2 separate regions of the Homo sapiens genome follow, and region 1 is linked to region 2. A link is an interaction called in ENCODE POLR2A ChIA-PET data of the cell type or tissue named here. Cell type or tissue: Caco-2. All regions are shown on one strand. Each heading gives the region's core, and the rest is flanking DNA. Links, peaks and the distances in the headings are about the cores only.

Region 1 (10,073 bases), core at 856-8,855, 170 kb before region 2:
GCGTGGCTGAGCAGGAAGGAGTCCTGTGTGGCCTGAGCAGAGTGAGTCAGGGAGAGAGTGGGAGGAGGTGAGGGCAGAAAGGTGATGTGGCGGTCTGTGCCACGGCTTTGTGGGCCACGGGGAGGACGTTAGCTTTTACTCTGAGTGAAGTGGCAGCCATAGAGGGTTCTTGAGCAGAGGAGGGATGAGACTTGGCTCAGGTTCAAGACTTGGCTTCCCCAGCTTTACCTGCTTGCCACTGCTGGGTGGAACAGACTGGAGGAGTGAGGGCAGAAGCTGGGAGCAAAGAGGGAGCTATAGAGAGGTGAAAAGTGGGCTGGGCGCAGTGGCTCACGCCTGGAATCCCAGCACTTTAGGAGGCTGAGACAGGATGATCACTTAAGCCCAGGAGTTCAAGACCAGCTTGGGCAAAATAGCAAGGCTCTGCCTCCACAAAAAGTATTTATAAAAATTAGCTGTGTCCACGCATGGTGACTCACACCTGTAATCCAAGCACTTTGGGAGGCTGAGGTGGGCAGATCACCTGAGGTCAGGAGTTCGAGACCAGCCTGGCCAACATGGTAAAACCCCGTGTAAAAACACAAAAATTAGCCAAGTGTGGTGGCACACACCTGTAATCCCAGCCACTTGGGAGGCTGAGGCACAAGAATCACTTAAACCCAGGAGATGGAGGTTGTGGTGAGCCAAGATTGCACCACTGCACTCCAGCCTGGGCAATAGAGTGAGGCTCTGTCTAAAAAAAAAAAAAAAAAAAAAAAAAAGAATAAATAAAAATACAAAAAAATTTGCTGGGCATGGCAGTGGGCACCTGTAATCCCAGCTACTCAGGAGGCTGAGGCAGGAGAATCGCTTGAACCCAGGAGGCAGAGGTTGCAGTGAGCCGAGATCACACCACTGCACTCCAGCCTGGGCCACAGAGCAAGACTCCATCTCAAAAAACAAAAATAAAAAATTAGCTGGGTGTGGTGACTCGCACCTATGGTCCTACCTACTCCTCAGGGGCTGTGACAGAAGGATCGCTTAAGCCTAGGAGTTCCAGGCTGCAGTGAGCCATGATTGATTACACTACGGCACCCCTGCCTGGGGGACAAAGCAAGACCCTGTCTCAAAAAAAAAAAAACAAGGCCAGGCGCAGTGGCTCACGCCTGTAATCCCAGCACTCTGGGAGGCGGACGTGGGCAGATCACAAGGTCAAGAGATCAAGACCAGCCAGGCTAACATGGTGAAACCCCATCTCTACTAAAAATACAAAAATTAGCTGGGCATGGTGGCACACGCCTGTAGTCCCAGCTACTCAGGAGGCTGAGGCAAGAGAATCGATTGAACCCAGGAGGCGGAGGTTGCAGTGAGCAGAGGTCAGGCCACTGCACTCCAACCTGGTGACAGAGTGAAACTCCATCTCAAAAAAAAAAAGCACAAGGCAGAGACAAGCAGTGAAATTCTGGACAGATGTGGAGGTGAAGAGTGGGTGTGGCCTGAGAGTGGAGTGGGTGTGGGGATGAGAGGTACAGGGAAGGAGGGAGGAGCAGGCACCACCTGAGCCAAGGCTGGAAGAGCTGAGCCTGCAATTCCTGCTCATCCCCTGGAGGCGCAGCCTGAAGGCCTGGCACACACAGCCATGCACAGAAGGCCTCTGGAGCTTCGGCTTCCCCAGCTTCACAAACAAGCCAAGACTGGTGCTTCCCAGTCCTCTCCCGGCTGTAAACAAGCAGGTTCAATGGCCTTGCTGGCGGCAGAGTCCACACCACAGGACCCAGCAAGGCACCTGCCTGCCCTCTCAGCCCCAGAAGAGGGGCAGACCCGGGCCAGAGCGGGAAGCTTGGATTCTGGGCCGGCCTCATCTCCCATGGCTTATGAACCTGAAACTTCTGTGTGTCCTAGGACGTGACCTGCCTAATGGTGATGAGTGAGAACAGCGACCAACAGTTATTTCACGTTCCCTGCCCGGGGCTGGAACTGCCACAGCTTCCCAGACATCTCTCCTGCAGCAGCCGGAGGGAGCAGGAGCCATTAGCTCCGTTTCACAGATGAAGAGGCCAAGATCTAAGCAGTAAATCCCAGAGCCCAGAAGACCACGCGTGCATGTTGAAAGCCAGGCCATACCCCACCACACATGGGCCTCCAGGGCCCCCTTGCAGAGCTGATGTGGTGCCGCACAGCCCACCTGTTGAGCTCAAAGCTCCGGCAGGCTCTCTCGGACCCCGCAGGGGACTGCACTTCCTGGTAGGAAGCATCTCCCGAGTCTGGGGCACAAGAGGCCTGGCTGGGGGTGCGAGCCCTGGTCAGTGCAACCAGGGCCCCAGGTAAAGACACAAAGGGCCTGACAGGTCCTGCAGCTGGCCAGCCAGGCACTCACCATCCCCGCGCCGGGCACAAGCGCTGCTGCACTCATCGCCTGAGCTCCCTGTCCAGCCAATGCCCAGCATAGAGGTCGGAGGCCTGGCCCGATCATGCCCAGAGCCACGCCGGCCACCTCGCCCCCATCACCTCGCCCCCATCACAAATGCAGAGACTCCGGCACATTCATCTGGACTCCGGCTCAGCGGCTCAGCCCTCTCGGCTCCCTTTCCTTCCCACTTCCAGAAATATCAAGTCAACCTGCTAATGCCAGGATGGCTGAGAAGACCTAGGGCTCAGCTGCCAGGAACCCTGCACAGGCCACACCTGCTCGGCCAGAAATACCACCTTCCCCAGTGGCCTCAGTGTATGACCTCGTTTCTCAGTGGCACCCGGGGGCGGCTGCACCAGCCTCCCCGAGGCGCCACAGTGGAAGCAGAATGTCACCCAGGGTGGGGAGGAAGGGCTGAGAGTGGCTGACCTCCCACTCCCAGGTCCCTGGACCGCTCTGCTCCTGTCTTCTACCTGTGCTGGCAAGACGAGAGGTGCCAGGGTCTCAATGCCAATGTCTCTGGGCTCTCGGATCCGAGGCCAGGGCCAGGTGCAGAGGCAGCGGTAGCCCGGGACCCGGAGAAGCTGGAGCTGCTGTTCCCATCCAGCAGAGCCCCGAGCGAGCAGGTAGCAATCCAGCCTTGGAAGATGGTCATCGGACGCACGAGCTCCTGGCTTGGGCGAGCAGCCACAGCCATTCATAGAGGATGAATATGGCACAAGACAAACACAGTGGGAAGTTGGAGAACCTGGGTCTCAGCCCTGGGCCTGCCCCCCATTCTCAGTGGTACCCACAGCCTACACCCATCCCTGCGGTTGTGCCCTCAGGGCCTCCGAGGAGCACTGGCCCACCCAGAGCGACGCTGATCTCGCCCGTTTCATTCAGACGTGACATCTATCAGATGCTCACCCTGTACCTAGGACTATGCTGAGACTGCCACCCAGGCCTCACCCAGGCCCTATAAGAAAAAGACTGGGCCGGGCGCAGTGGCTCACACCTGTAATCCCAGCACTTTGGGAGGCCGAGGCGGGTGGATCACGAGGTCAGGAGATCAAGACCATCCTGGCTAACACAGTGAAACCCCGTCTCTACTAAAAGTACAAAAAAAGTTAGCCGGGCATGGTGGCGGGTGCCTGTAGTCCCAGCTACTCGGGAGGCTGAGGCAGGAGAATGGCGTGAACCCGGGAGGCGGAGCTTGCAGTGAGCCAGAGATTGCGCCACTGCACTCCAGCCTGGGCGACAGAACGAGACTCCTCTCAAAAAAAAAGAAAAGAAAAGAAAAGAAAAAGACTGTGATGCCTGTTACGTGGCTTGGAAAACTGGGGCTTGGGAACGAGGAAGCCCTCGCCCAAGGTAAGTAGCCTGGAAGTGCCCATGTGAGTGTCCACCCAGCTTGCTCAGGCCCAAAGCTCCTACAATAAAATAATGCCTCCATCCTAGAGAGCAGGGCTATGTGCAACAGAGAAAGGAAAAGGCAGGCCGGGCACGGTGGCTCACGCCTATAATCCCAGCAGTTTGGGAGGCCAGACTGGGAGGATTGCTTGAGCCCGGGAGGTCAAGGCTGCAGTGACCTATCATTGCACCACTGCACTCCAGCCTGGGGGACAGAAGACACGCTATCTCAAAAAAAAAAAAAAAGAAAAAAGAAAGAAAGAAAGAAAGAAAAGAAAAAGGCCAGGCGCGGTGGCTCATGCCTGTAATCTCAGCACTTTGGGAGGCCAAGGTAGATGGACTGCTTGAGCCCAGGAGGTCAAGGCTGAGTTATGACTGCACCACTGACTGCACTCCAGCCTGGGCGACAGAGCGAGACTCCATCTCAAAAAAAAAAAAAGAGAGAAAGAGAGAGAGAGAGAGAGAGAGAGAGGGAGGGAGGGAGAGAGAGAGGGAGGGAGGGAGGGGGAGAGAGAGAGAGAGAAAGGAAAGAAAAAGAGGAAGAAAGGAAGAAATAAAGAAATAAGGGTAAAACCAAACAAAAGAAAAACAAAAACAAAAAAACAAAAAACCCACCACCCTGGATGCGATCCTCCAGCAGACACCAAGAACTGAGCCTCTCTGCCTGGCCTGAGGACCCAGCCCGCTGGCCTCTGCCCCACAGCCTCACACAGCCAGGCTGTACCAGAGCAAAAGGTCTATCAGCAACTCATACCACAGCGGGGCCCAGGCAGGGTTTACAGCTGTGGCAATGCCTCCTGCATGTTTTCCTGTCACTAGCTAAGACAGCCAATGGGCCTAGAAAAGCAGGGGCGCGTCCTCAATGCTGACTGAGAGGCACTGCCACAGGGGGCGGTGTCAGACCTGCCTTGCCTGTCTGCTTCTCCAACTAGTAAATGGGTGTGCCTGCAAGACCATCTAACACAGGGACTGCTTAGGAATTAGGGAATTCCTGCAGCCTGTGCAACATGTCAAAACTCCTTCTCTACACAAAATATAATAATTGGCCAGGTGCAGTGGCTCACGCCTGTAATCCCAGTACTCTGGGAGGCCGAGGTGGGTGGATCACCTGAGGTCAGGAGTTCGAGAGTAGCCTGGCCAACATGATGAAACCCTATCTCTACTAAAAATACAAAAAAATTAGCTGGGTGTGGTGGTGGGTGCCTGTAATCCCAGCTACTCAGGAGCCTGAGGCAGGAGAATCGTTATGAACCTGGGAGGTGGAGGTTGCAGTGAGCCGAGATCGCACCACTGCACTCCAGCCTGGGTGACAAAGCAAGACTCCATATCAAAAAAAGAAAAAAAAATAGTGTCTTTGCAGATATAATTAAGGATCTTAAGATGACATTATCCTGAATTTAAGGTGGACTTAATAAGAGAAAGGAGTGTCCTCATAAGTAAAAGGAGCGGCCGGGTGTGGTAGTTCATGCCTGTAATCCCAGTACTCTGGGAGGCCAAGGTGGGCAGATCATCTGAGGTCAGGAGTTCGACACCAGCCTGGCTAACATGGTGAAACCCTGTCTCTACAAAAATTAGCTGGGCATAGTGGTACGGGCCTGTAGTCCCAGCTACGGGGGAGGCTGAGACAGGAGAATCGCATGAACCCAGGAGGTGAAGGTTGCAGTGAGCTGAGATCACGCCACTATACTGCTGCATGTGCAACAGAGCAAGACTCCATCTAAAAAACAAACAAACCAAAAAACTGACACTCCTGGCCGCTGGGGCCAGCCCTCAAGGAGCTCCAGTGTAAAGGCCAAACACTCAACTCCCCAGGTCCCAGACCCCCAGGGGATGGTCCAGAACTGCATCCCTGCACCCACAGCTGGGTGGCAGTTGGGGACGACACCTGGGTCTCTCTCCAACTCAGGGCAGGAAGGCGCTGTCGGACCAGGAAGCTGGAAGGGGGCCAGAGGCTGAGCCCTGCAGATACAAACTGACTGGAGGAGCAGGAGGAGCTCATCCGGGCCAACCCCCGACTGCCCGAGTCCAGCAGACAGGTTAGTCCACCCCCATGAGCTCAGCTTGCCAAAGAGCCTAGACTGGGATCTACGTGGCAGGCTTTATACACGCGGCGGCAGCTAACACCACCCGCCCACTCACAACCAGCCAGGCACGGAGGCTCATCCTCAACACGAATCATCTCCTTTACAATGTATTCATCCTCTTTTGCAGGTAAGGAAACTGAGGCTCGTTTGTTCACTGACACATGCCAGGCCCTGTTAAGGACTGTGGGGTTCAGCTATAGAAGGAGAGACAAAAATCCCTGCTCGCATGGAACTCACATCTTGGCAAAGAAAGAGTGACAATGAAATAAATCGCTATATGTAATATGTTCAAAGGTGACGTGCGACATGGAAAGAAGAAAGAAAGGAAAGGGGACAGGGAGTGGCAGTTGAAGGGGGCAGGTGTATAGTTTATTTTTTTTATTTTTTTTTTTGAGACAGAGTCTCACTGTGTTGCCCAGGCTGGAGCGCAGTGGCACAATCTCGGCTCACTGCAACCTCCGCATGCCGAGTTCCAGTGATTCTCCTGCCTCAGCCTCCTGAGTAGCTGGGATTACGGGTGCATGCCACCATGCCCAGCTAATTTTTGTATTTTTAGTAGAGATGGGGTTTCACCATGTTGGTCAGGCTCGTCTCAAACTCCTGACCTCGTGATCTGCCCGCCTAAGCCTCCCTAAGTGCTGGGATTACAGGCGTGAGCCACTGCGCCTGGCCTACAGTATTTTATAAAGAGGCCAAAAGCTGAGTGCAGGTCAGGTACGCTGGCTCATGCCTGTAATCCCAGCACTTTGGGAGGCCAGGGCAGGAGGATCACTTGAGCCCAAGAGTTTGAGGCCAGGCTGGGCAACATAGTAAGACCCTTATCTCTACAAAAACTTTTAAAAACTTAGCCGGGTTAGGGGGCCAAGGAGGGCAGATCACAAGGTCTTCAAGACTAGGAGTTCAAGACTAGCCTGGCCAATATGGTGAAACCCCATCTCTATGACAAATACAAAAGTTAGCTGGGCATGGTGGCGCATGCCTGTAGTCCCAGCTCCTTGGGAGGCTGAGGCAGGAGAACTGCTTGAACCCGGGAGGCAGAGGTTGCAGTGAGCTGAGATCGCACCACTGCACCCCAGCCTGGCGACAGAGTGAGACTCCATCTCAAAAAAAAAAAAAAAAAAAAGTCCAATTAAAGGTTGTGGAAATAATTCTGTGAAGGTAATGATGGCTTAGACAAATGGGTCAGCAAACTACAGCCGATAGGGCAACTCTGGTCTACTGCCGGCTTTTGAACCGACTAAAAATGGCTTTAACTTTTGTTTTATCTTTTAAAAAATACATGACGTTTTTACCTTTTTAAGCGGATGGAAAAAAAAAATCAAAGAAACCTATTTCATGATATGTGAAAATTAAATTCAAATTTTGGTGTCCATAAATAGAGTTGTATTGAACACGCCATGCTCACTGGATGTCATCTGTGGCTGCCACAGTGGTATCACTGCTGCTGAGATGTCTGAGATGGTTGGATGCGGTGGCTCCCGCCTGTAATCACAGCACTTTGGGAGGCCAAAGTGAGCAGATCACTTGAAATCAGGAGTTTGAGACCAGCCTGGCCAACATGGTGAACCCGTCTCTACCAAAATACAAAAATTAGCCAGACGTGGTGATGCGTGCCTGTAATCCCAGCTACTTGGGAGGCTGAGACAGGAGAATTGCTTGAACCTGGGAAGCGGAGGTTGCAGTGAGTCGAGATCGCACCACCGCACTCCAGCCTGGGCGACAGTGCAAAACTCCGTCTCTAAAAGAAAAAAAAGAGACGACAGAGATGAGCAGTGCTGCAGAGACCCTTAGGCAAAGCCTAAGATCTTTGCTAGCTGGATTAAGTTTGCCAACCCCTGGCTTAGGCCTGGTAACGGCAGTGAGGCTGATGAGAAGTGGTTAAATTCTAGAATGCTGAGCTAAGGGATGTGCTGACATTTGGACATGAGGCATGAGAGAAAGAGCAGAGTCAAACAGCTTAGGGCCTGGGTAACAAACAGGCCGGAACTGCCACCAAGGGGGTGGGGAAATGCAGGTTCAAGAGGAAAAATCAGAAGCTCCATTTTGGACATGTAAAGTTTGAAATGCCCATTAGGCCCAGGCACAGTGGCTCACACCTGTAATCCCAGCACTTTGGGAGGCCGAGGGGGCGGATCATGAAGTCAGGAGATCGACACGATCCTGGCTAACACGGTGAAACCCCATCTCTACAAAAAATACAAAAAATTAGCTGGGCATGGTGGTGGGCGCCTGTAGTCCCAGCTACTTGGGAGGCTGAGGCAGAAGAATCGCTTGACCCAGGAGGCAGAGGTGGCAGTGAACTGAGATCACACCACTGCACTCCAGCCTGGGTGACAGAGCGAGACTCCGTCTCAAAAAAAAAAAAAAAAAAGAAATGCCCATTAAACACACACATGGTTGGGAGGCCAAGGCAGGAGGATCCCTCGAGGCCCAGAGTCCAAGACCCAAGACCCAAGACCAACCTGGGCAACATCGCAAGACCCCATTTCTACCAAAAAAAAACAAAAGTAGCCGGCTGTAGGTGGTATGCACCTGTAGTCCTAGCATAATCAGGAAGCTAAGGCAAGAGTATCACTTAAGCCCAGGAGGCCCAAGCTGCAGTGAACTATAATAGCACCATTGCACTCCAACCTGGGTGACAGAATGAGACCCTGACTCAAAAAAAAAAAAAAATATTAGGTACAGTGGCTCACACCTGTAATCCCAGAACTTTGGGAGGCCAAGGCAGGTGGATTACCTGAGGTCAGGAGTTTGAGACCATCCTAGCTAACATGGTGAAAACTCATCTCGACTGAAAATACAAAAAATTAGCCAGGTGTGGTGGCACATGCCTGTAGTCCCAGCTACTCTGGAGACTGAGGCACGAGAATCACTTGAACTTGGGAGGCAGAGGTTGCAGTGAGCAGAGTTCATGCCACTGCACTCCAGCCTGGGCAACAGACTGAGACTCTGTCTCAAAAAACATAAAATAAAATAAAATAAAATAAAATAGGCCAGGTACGGTGGCTCACGCCTGTAACTAATATTTTTACCCAAGCTTTAAGAGTTGCAAAAGATGTCATTTCTGGCCTACTGTCGGTATTAAAAATTTTACATAAACATTTACAGGACTCTGTTAAATCTATCTAGAGTCTAAATGCTTCAGTAATTTGAAACCTACCATTATCCCTTTAAAAAAAAATAAGAGGCTATGAATAAGCTCTTTAACATTGGCTCTCTTTTTGCTTTGACGTTGGTTTCTGTTTCCCTCCTTCATAGGATCTTATTATAATACATGTTTATGACTGAAGGTTAGCACTGATTACCCTATCATGTTGATCAAATTGAAATTTAATTTTTAGGCTGGGTGCAGTGGCTCATGCCTGTAATCCCAGCACTTTGGGAGGCCAAGGCGGGCAGATCAGATCACTTGAGGTCAGGAGTTTGAGACCAGCCTGGCCAACATAGTGAAACCCTGTTTCTACTAAAAATACTAAAGTTAGCTGGGCGTAGTGGTGTGCACCTGTAGTCCCAGCTACCTGGGAGGCTAAGGTGGGAGAATGGCTTGAACCCGCCCTCAGAGGTGGAGGTTGCAGCAAGCCAAGATCGCGACACGGCACTCCAGCCAGGGCAACAGAGCAAGACTCCGTCTTAAAAAAAGAAAAGAAAAAATAATGTTTAAGAAATATTTCAGTGACCAAAGGTTCTAAGCATAGAAAGAAAAATCCAGGCTAGACACGGTAGTGCATGCAGCCAGGCCAAGATAGTGAGAGCCCTGTTTCTGTAATAAATAAATAAAAAGAAAATTTCTGCAGGAGGTTGCTCACTACAACCTCTGCCTCCCGGGTTCAAGCAATTCTCCTGCCTCAGCCTCGCAAGTAGCCAGGATTACAGACACGTGCCACTGCACCTGGTTAATTTTTGTATTTTTAGTAGAAGAGGGGTTTCAGCATGTTGACCAGGCTGGTCTTGAACTCCTGACCTCAAGTGATCCGCCCACCTCAGCCTTCCAAAGTGCTGAAATTACAGGTGTGAGCCACTACACCTGGCCTAGGGTGGAGTTTTCTCAGAGCAAAAAAAAAAATCCCAAATCTAGAATTCCTTCTGAGTTAGATGCCCAAAAACTTTCAGTGTGATCTATGATCGGAAATGTCTGTAATGATTTCCCAGCTGAGTAGCCCCCAGCGCCGCCCCCATGATTTTTCTGAAAGCAGATTTGTGACCACCCC
Region 2 (8,000 bases), core at 1-8,000:
GCCCGCCTCAGCCTCCCAAAGTGCTGGGATTACAGGCGTGAGCCACCACGCCTGCCCTCTTTTTCTTTTCTCTGGCCATGATGATAGTCTGGAAGGTAAGGCTGTGGCCCCTCACAACAACCTCTGTCCCCCACTGGCTGGGCAATGCCTCATAATCGCGGATGTCCCCTGCGCTGCCCTCAAGCCTCTGTACCGTCACAAGTCTCCGTCGGGGTGGTGATGATCTCAGAAAAAGAGCTGAACCCTGGATTGCAGCGACAGGCGGTGGCATTGACACACGAGGAGTTCTGAGGGCACCACCGGGCACAGCCTGCAAGAGCAGGGAGCACGGTCAGAAGGTGAGGGGTAAGGGAATACACAAAAAGGGGGCACTGGGGGAGATGGGGCAGGGCGCTGAGTTTCTCGTGCGCGAGCCCTCTCTTTCCCTGGGCTGAAGGGGGCTGGGCGGGGGTCCAGGACCCTCCCCAGGCTCTGGCTGTGGACTGTGCTTTCTGCTTCCCAGCAGACTCACCCCTGGAGTCCTGGGTTTCAGCTCCCGGCAGAGTCAGCCAGACACAGAATGCTGCAACAGAGAAAGGAAAGGGGGTCAGAGGGGATCCCAGGGTGGGAAAGGAGGCGTAAGGGTGATGCACTTTGTGGGAGGAGGATGCTGACCCCTCTCAGGCTCAGATCCTGACGGTCGTTCAGAGTGAGCAGATGTCATGTCCCACTCAGATGCTCAAAGCCAAAGAGTCTGTCACCCTGTTCCCATAGGGGCGGGTTTTTTTGTTTTTGTTTTTTTTTTGACACAGGCTCCTGCTTGGTCACCCAGGCTGGAGTGCAGTGGTGCAATCATATCTCACTGCAGCCTCCAATTCCTAGGCTCAAGAGATCCTCCTGCCTCAGCCTCCCAAGTAGCTGGGACCACAGGTGTGCACTAAATTTTTTTTTCTTTTTGAGACAGAGTCTTGCTCTGTCGCCCAGGCTGAAGTGCAATGCTGTGATCTTGGCTCACTGCAATCTCTACCTCCTGGGTTCAAGTGATTCTCCTGCTTCAGCCTCCTGAGTAGCTGGGATTACAGGAGTCTGCCACCACACCCGGCTAATTTTTTGTATTTTTACTAGAGACAGGGTTTCACCATATTGGCCAGGCTGGTCTCGAACTCCTGACCTCAGGTGATCTGCCTGTCTTGGCCTCCCAAAGTGCTGGGATTACAGGCGTGAGCCACATTTCCTGACTCAAAATTTTTAAAATAAAATAATTTATCATGCCAGGCCAAAAAATTAAAAATAATTTTTTTTTTTGAAACGGAGTCTCACTCTGTCACCCAGGCTGGAGTGCAGTGGCATGATCTCAGCTCACTGCAAGCTCCGCTTCCTGGGTTCATGCCATTCTCCTGCCTCAGCCTCCCGAGTAGCTGGGACTACAGGCGTCCACCACCACACCCGGCTAATTTTTTGTATTTTTAGTAGAGATGGGGTTTCACTGTGTTAGCCAGTATGGTCTCGATCTCCTGACCTCGTGATCCACCCACCTCGGCCTCCCAAAGTGCTGGGATTACAGGCATGAGCCACTGTGGCCGGCCTAAAAATAATTCAAAAAATTATTTTACAGACAGAGTCTTGCTCTGTTGCCCAGGCTGATCTTGAACTCCTGGCCTCAAGCGATCCTCCCCGCCTCAGCCTCCCGAGCTCGGCTTGAGGGTGGAGTTTCAGGAACTGAGTAGGGAAGGGCCATGAGCCTGGTGGGGGTCTCAGCTCCAGCTGCTGCTCTTCTGACCTGGGGTGTGTGGGGAGTGGCTAAGAAAACAGACAGGAGCCAGGCATCCCCAGTTCAAATCCCAGACAGTGGGCCTCTCTGCCTCAGTTTCCCTCTGTAGAATAGGGATGATGGCGCCCACTCCCCAGTGTAGTGTGTGTGGGAGTAAACCACATGACTGCTGTCCGGTGTGCCTGAGCATTTACTGCCATCTTCATTTCTTCTTCTTTTATTTATTTATTTATTTTATTTTTTTTCTGAGACAGAGTCTCTCTCTGTCGCCCAGGCTGGAGTGCGATGGCACGATCCTGGCTCACTGCAACCTCCACCTCCCGGGTTCAAGCAATTCCTCTGCCTCAGTCTCCAGAGTATCTGGGATTACAGGCACCCGCCACCAAGCCCGGCTGATTTTTTTGTATTTTTGTAGAGACGGGGTTTCACCATGTTGGCCAGGCTGGTCTTGAACTCCCGGCCTCAAGTGATCCTCCCGCCTTGGCCTCCAAAAGTGCTGGGATTACAGGCGTGAGCCACCGTGCCCAGCCTGCCATCTTCATTTCTCTTTTTTTTTTTTTTTTTTTTTGAGACGGAGTCTTGCTCTGTCGCCCAGGCTGGAGTGCAGTGGTGCAAACTTGGCTCACTGCAAGCTCCGCCTCCCGGGTTCACACCATTCTCCTGTCTCAGCCTCTCGAGTAGCTGGGACCACAGGCTCCCGCCACCACGCCCAGCTTATTTTTTTGTATTTTTAGTAGAGACAAGGTTTCACCATGTTAGCCAGGATGGTAGTCTTGATCTCCTGACCTCATGATCCGCCCGCCTCAGCCTCCCAAAGTGCTGGAATTACAGGCGTGAGCCACCGCGCCCGGCCTCTCTTTTTTTTTTTTTTTTTTTTTTTTTTGAGATGGAGTCTTGCTCTGTTGCCCAGGATGAAGTGCAGTGGTGTGATCTCTGCTCACTGCAAGCTCCACCTCCCGGGTTCACGCCATTCTCCTGCCTCAGCCTCCAGAGTAGCTGGAACTACTGGCGCCCACCACCACGCCTGGCTAACTTTTTATATTTTTAGTAGAGAAGGGGTTTCACCATGTTAGCCAGGATGGTTTCGATCTCCTGACCTCGTGATCCACCTGCCTTGGCCTCCCAAAGTGCTGGCACAAGCCGCCAGGCCCTGCCTGCCATCTTCATTTCTTTAGGTAAAAATGAAGGCGTGGTCAGGCACAGTGGCTCATGCCTGTAATCCCAGCACTTTGGGAGGCCGAGGCGGGTGGATCACTTGAGATCGGGAGTTCGAGACCAGCCTGCCTAATATGGTGAAACCCCCTCTCTACTGAAAATACAAAAAATTAGCTGGGCGTGGTGGTGGGTGCCTGTTATCCCAGCTACTTGGGAGACTGAGGCTTGAGAATCGCTTGAACTAAGGAGGCAGAGTTGCAGCAAGCCAAGATCACGCCACTGCACTCCAGCCTGAGTGACAGAGCAAGACTCCGTCTCAGAAAAAAAAAAAAAAAAATGACGGTGTTGGATCACCCAGGCTCTGAGATGCCCTGGACCTCCACGCTTCCTCAGGGACACAGGTGCACACACACCACACCCACAACTGCCACTGGCCCTGGCGGTCTGTCCTGGAACCCAGTGGTGATATTTCACCCCCGGGCCCCCCTCCCACAGGAAGACGCTGTAGCCGCCTGTTGGGGTGCACGTGGAGTGGCGGTTCCCAGCACTCAGGGGGTTCCCCCTCCCAAGGCATGTTCTGGGGGACCCTCCTCAGGTCACCAGGGGATTCAGAGATGGGGACCTAGGGATCTCCTTGCTGTTCACCAGAGAGATAGAGACAAAGAAGCAGGGGTGGAGAGAAAATAGAGATTAGAGAGAGAGAGAGACAGACAGAGAGAGAGAAAGAGTCAGAAAGAAAGAGAGACACAGAAAGAGAGACAGAGACACAAAGAGACAGAGAGACAGAAGGTGGGGGGCTGTGCTTGGTGGTTCACGCCTGTAATCCCAGCACTTTGGGAGGCCGAGGCAGATGGATCACCTGAGGCCAGGAGTGTGAGACCAGCCTGGCCAACATAGTGAAACCCCATCTCTACTAAAAATACAAAAAATTAGCCGGGCATGGTGGCACACGCCTGTAATCCCAGCTATTTGGGAGGTGGAGGCAGGAGAATCGCTTGAACACAGAAGGCAGAGGTTGCAGTGAGCTGAGATCCCGCCACTGCACGCCAGCCTGGGCAACAGAGCAAGACTCTCAAAAAAAAAAAAAAAAAAAAAAGAGCAAGAGTCTCAAAAAAAAAAAAAAGAAAGAAAAGAAAAGAACAAAGAGAGAGAGAGACAGAGAGATAGAGGGACAGAGACGGAGACAGAGAGGAGAAAGGAGACAAGCTGGAGAGAGAGAGGGAGACAGAGAGGAGAAAGAAGACAGCTAGAGAAATATAAGACAGAGGAGACAGAGACACGGAGAGATAGAGACAGACAGAGAGACAGAAATTACATGGTGATAGAGAGAGGTGGAGAGAGAAACAAGGGGCCCATAAAGAGCAGAAGGGGAAACAGGAGGAGATGGGACAGAGAGAACAGAGAGACAGAGAGATAAACAGTGAGGAAGAAAGAAAACCATGAGAAAGGAGGGTGGATGGAAACAGAGGGGAAGGGCAGGGGAACGGAGGGCGTTGGGATATGAGCGGCAGGTGGGGCCTGGGGCGGGCTGGGAGGGGACGTCCAGTCCCTGCCGATCTGGGAATACTGGGGACCCCAATAATCCAGGGAGACCTGAAGGGGGGTGTCGGGCAGAGGGATGGGGACCAGGACAACGGCTGGGCATGAGTCACTTCCTGGGCCTAAGGGAAGGAATGACTCACCACTCATTTGCCCCAATTCAACCCTGGAGGGGCTTCCAGGGGAATTTTGGGGTCTGTTATGAGCACAGCTTCAGAGGGCGGGTGTTTGGGGTGCAGATTGGAGGTCCCCGGACCACTCAGCCACTGTGTTCAAATTTAGTACCCCTTAGGTGGGTGGAAGGCAGAGATCCCCACTCCCACCTCCACACTCCTTCCAGCTGGGTTAAACCAAGGCCGAAACCCCCCAGCCCAAGCCCGTACTCCCCACTTCTGTCAGGATTCCCCTCTTCCTCCTCTCTGGCCACAAGGCTTGGCTAGTTCCTCCCTCGGCCAGAACCCAGTTCCTCTTTGCAGAACAGACCACAAAATGACCTCCCCTGGCAGGACAGGATCTAGGCAGATTCATCTCTAACTCCCAAAGCCCCAGGTAACTCCTTTAAAGCTCAGAACCACTCTAGGAGGCAGGGGCTGTGTTGATGCCCATTCTACAGATAGAGAAACTGAGGCTTGGAGCCCAGAAAAGGATCAGGAGGAATCCAATAAACAGAAGAGGTTGGGGAAGGAGGAATTGAGGGATTGAGGTCCTCAGGGCCCTGGGCAGGGTTCCTTTGTGCCCCATCCCCTCTGCATGGGCTGAGCTGGGTTCTCTACTCCCACCGTGAGGCTACAGGGCCCAGCTGCCTCCATCTGGGGCCTTGGAAGTTGCCCAAACAGAAGCCGGGAGAGAAGCTGCTGTTCTGGTTTGAGTTCCTTCTGGTTTGCATTCTCTGGGCTGAGCCCTAAGTAGTCAGTTTCCTGCATTGAGATCCTGGGGTGGGGGGTGGTGGGGCAGTCACCCCTTCTTTAGGCTTCCTCCTAAGGACCCCGAGACAATTCCCCAGACCCACTAGTGTCTTACCAGAATTTAATAATCATCATAATTTATTATTTATTCATTTATTTTGAGACAGGGTCTCACTGTCACCCAGGCTGGAGTGCAGTGGCGTGATCTCAGCTCACTGCAACCTCCACCTCCCAGGTTCAAGAGACTCTCCTACCTCAGGCTCCCGAGTAGCTGGGATTACAGGCGCCCGCCACCACACCCAGGTAATTTTTGTATTTTTAGTAAAGACAGAGTTTCACCATGTTGGCCAGGCTGGTCTCGAACTCCTGACCTCTGGTGATCTGCTGGCCTGGGCCTACCAAAGTGCTGGGATTACAGGTGTGAGCCACTGCACCCGGCCTTATTATTAATTTATTTTTTGAGATAGGATCTTGCTCTGTCACCCAGGCTGGAGTGCAGTGGTGCAAACACAGCTCACTGCAGCTTCAACCTCCTGGGCTCAAGGGATCCTCCCACCTCAGCCTCCTGAGCCACTAGGACTACAGGCGCACACCACCAAGCCCGACTAATTAAAAAAAATTTTTTTTGGCTGGGCGCGGTGGCTCATGCCTGTAATCCCAGCACTTTGGGAGGCGGAGGCGGGTGAATCACCTGAGGTCAGGAGTTTGAGACCAGCCTGGCCATCATGGTGAAACCCCGTCTCTACTAAAAATACAAACACAAAAACTAAAACAAAAAACTAGCCGGGCATGGTGGCAGGCACCTATAATCCCAGCTACTCGGGGTGGATGGGGGCGAGGCAGGAGAATCGCTTGAACCCAGGAGGCGGAGGTTGCAGTGAGCCGAGATTGCACCATTGCACTCCAGCCTGAGCGACAAGAGCGAGACTTTGTCTCAAAAAAAAAAAAAAAAATTTGTTTTTGGTAGAGACAACGTCTCGATGTGTTGCCCAGGCTAGTCTCCAGTCCCTGGGCTCAAGAGATCCACCTGCCTCGGCCTCTCAAAGTGCTGGGATTGCAGGTGTGAGCCACTGTGCCCAGCCAACACTTTTAAAATGCTGTTTACCTAATTCTTACTGTGAACCAGGAATAGTTTGTGTCCTAACTCACTCATCCCTTAAAACAATCTAAGACGGAGACGGGTTGTGCTCCATTTTATAGATGAGAAAAGTGAGGCGCAGAGGCTCTCTGACTTGGCCCTGGTGACACAGACAGCCAGGGCGTGGAACCCTTGGGAAGCCAGGTCTTGGCAACTGCCCCCAACAAGTGTGCCCCCAAGAAACCCAAGGTGGGCTCTTGTCTCTCACTCTCAAGCCAAGGCGGGGTGCTGAGCTGACACCTGCCACTTGGGGCTGGCCCAGGGAAGCTGTGTCCCTGTGGTCCAGGAAGTTCTGGTTTTTGCCCCAAATGTCATTTCTTCACTCTCTTTGTTGCCCCGTTGCTTAGGCAACGAGCTACCCTGATAACCGTTACAGTCACCTTGGGTGGGGCGGGAAAGGGAGTCCCAGGAAGTCACAACAAAAATCAAATTCAAACCCAGAACCAGGCAAAGTCCCTTCGATCCGCAGCTGAGCCCCAGCCAGGTCTGCGGGGAGCAAGAACTGGGGTCTCTGGGGGCTGCCCCTGCTGCTGAGACTGCGAGGGACAAATTGGGGGTACCTTGCAGTGGAGAAGTCCTGGCTTCTAGCTTCCCCACCCCCGCCCATGTCCTTCTATGCGTTATATTAAGCACAGCGGCTCTCAGGGTCCCAGCACTCACTTTTTGCCCCTTTCCTTCCCCCGTGCCTCAGTTTCCCCTCTTAGGGAGCAGATGCCAGACTGGCTCCAGTAGAAAGCTTGAGGATCCCTCCAGGCAGGGTAGCAGGCTCCAAGAGCACCCTGGAGTTCCTGCCGGGGTGTGGGGGTGCCCAAGCACCACCAGCCCCTCTCGCCGTGTGCCCGTGAGTGCCTGCTTGACCATGTGGCTTCCTCTATCGCAGGCCCCACAGACACCAGCGGCGCCTCCCGTTTCTCAGACGCAGCCAAGGGGTCCCGCTGGAGCTTCCTCGCCCCTCCCAGCGGGGCCCCAAAGTACTTACCGAGAAAGACGCGGCCTCCCATGGTTGGAGCTGCCGGCAGGAGCGGCAGGGGAAAGAGTGAGTGGGACAGGGCTGTCCCGTCTCCACAGGCTAGGCAGCTGTGCAGGCTGTCCCGAGGCCAGGACTTTATGAAGGAGGGGGGGCGGACAGCCGCTGGCCCAGGGCCCTCCCCGGAACTGGCGGTGCAGCTGGAAGCCAGCAGGAAAGTGCAATAAAAACACAGACCCAGGGGCGCTGCATACACACACACACACACACACACACACACACACACACACACGTGCACTCAGTAAGAATGAAGTGCAACCTGCTTTCAAAAACCCTCTGCTAGAGTTTCCACCATGTGGCTCTGACGAACCCTTTGGCCTCTGTGTTGGGGCTGGCTGCTCTGAGGGGAAGGTGTGGCAGCCGGGCGGGGCGGTCTTGCCTGGGGCCACTTGGCTCTTCCCTGGGCAGGCGCAAAGGGGTCTTGTCAGAAATAGCTCTGGACGCCCACGCTGGTGGGACTCGCCCTGTGCCCAGAGCTTTGGCATG

Evidence for each region. ChIA-PET counts read pairs that join two places held together with the same protein. Peaks named below come from ENCODE experiments on the same cell type or tissue, not always from the same donor. Only the 100,000 strongest peaks of a DNase experiment are listed, where the experiment ranks them.
Region 1: POLR2A ChIA-PET joins it to region 2 with 10 read pairs; 3 of 35 experiments call an interaction of 5 or more read pairs at or near these places.

The regions. Positions count from the first base shown.
Region 1 is chr19:14,546,127-14,556,199 of GRCh38, reverse strand. All of the region lies in intron 1 of TECR (trans-2,3-enoyl-CoA reductase), which reads right to left. It also overlaps a transcript of DNAJB1 not described here. Among named protein-coding and RNA genes, the nearest start is that of NDUFB7, 21 kb to the left of the region's middle. RefSeq lists enhancers at 1-566, 4,020-4,519. In Caco-2, for the core only: no CTCF peak of the experiment used is centred there; a DNase peak (open chromatin) is centred at 4,609.
Region 2 is chr19:14,381,012-14,389,011 of GRCh38, reverse strand. It overlaps ADGRE5 (adhesion G protein-coupled receptor E5), which reads right to left and starts at 7,568. Exons shown (of 20, transcript NM_078481.4): 1 at 7,467-7,568; 2 at 512-562; 3 at 194-310. The coding sequence starts at 7,488. RefSeq lists a silencer at 6,080-6,219. In Caco-2, for the core only: no CTCF peak of the experiment used is centred there; DNase peaks (open chromatin) are centred at 6,831 and 7,711; H3K4me3 peaks cover 1,272 bases.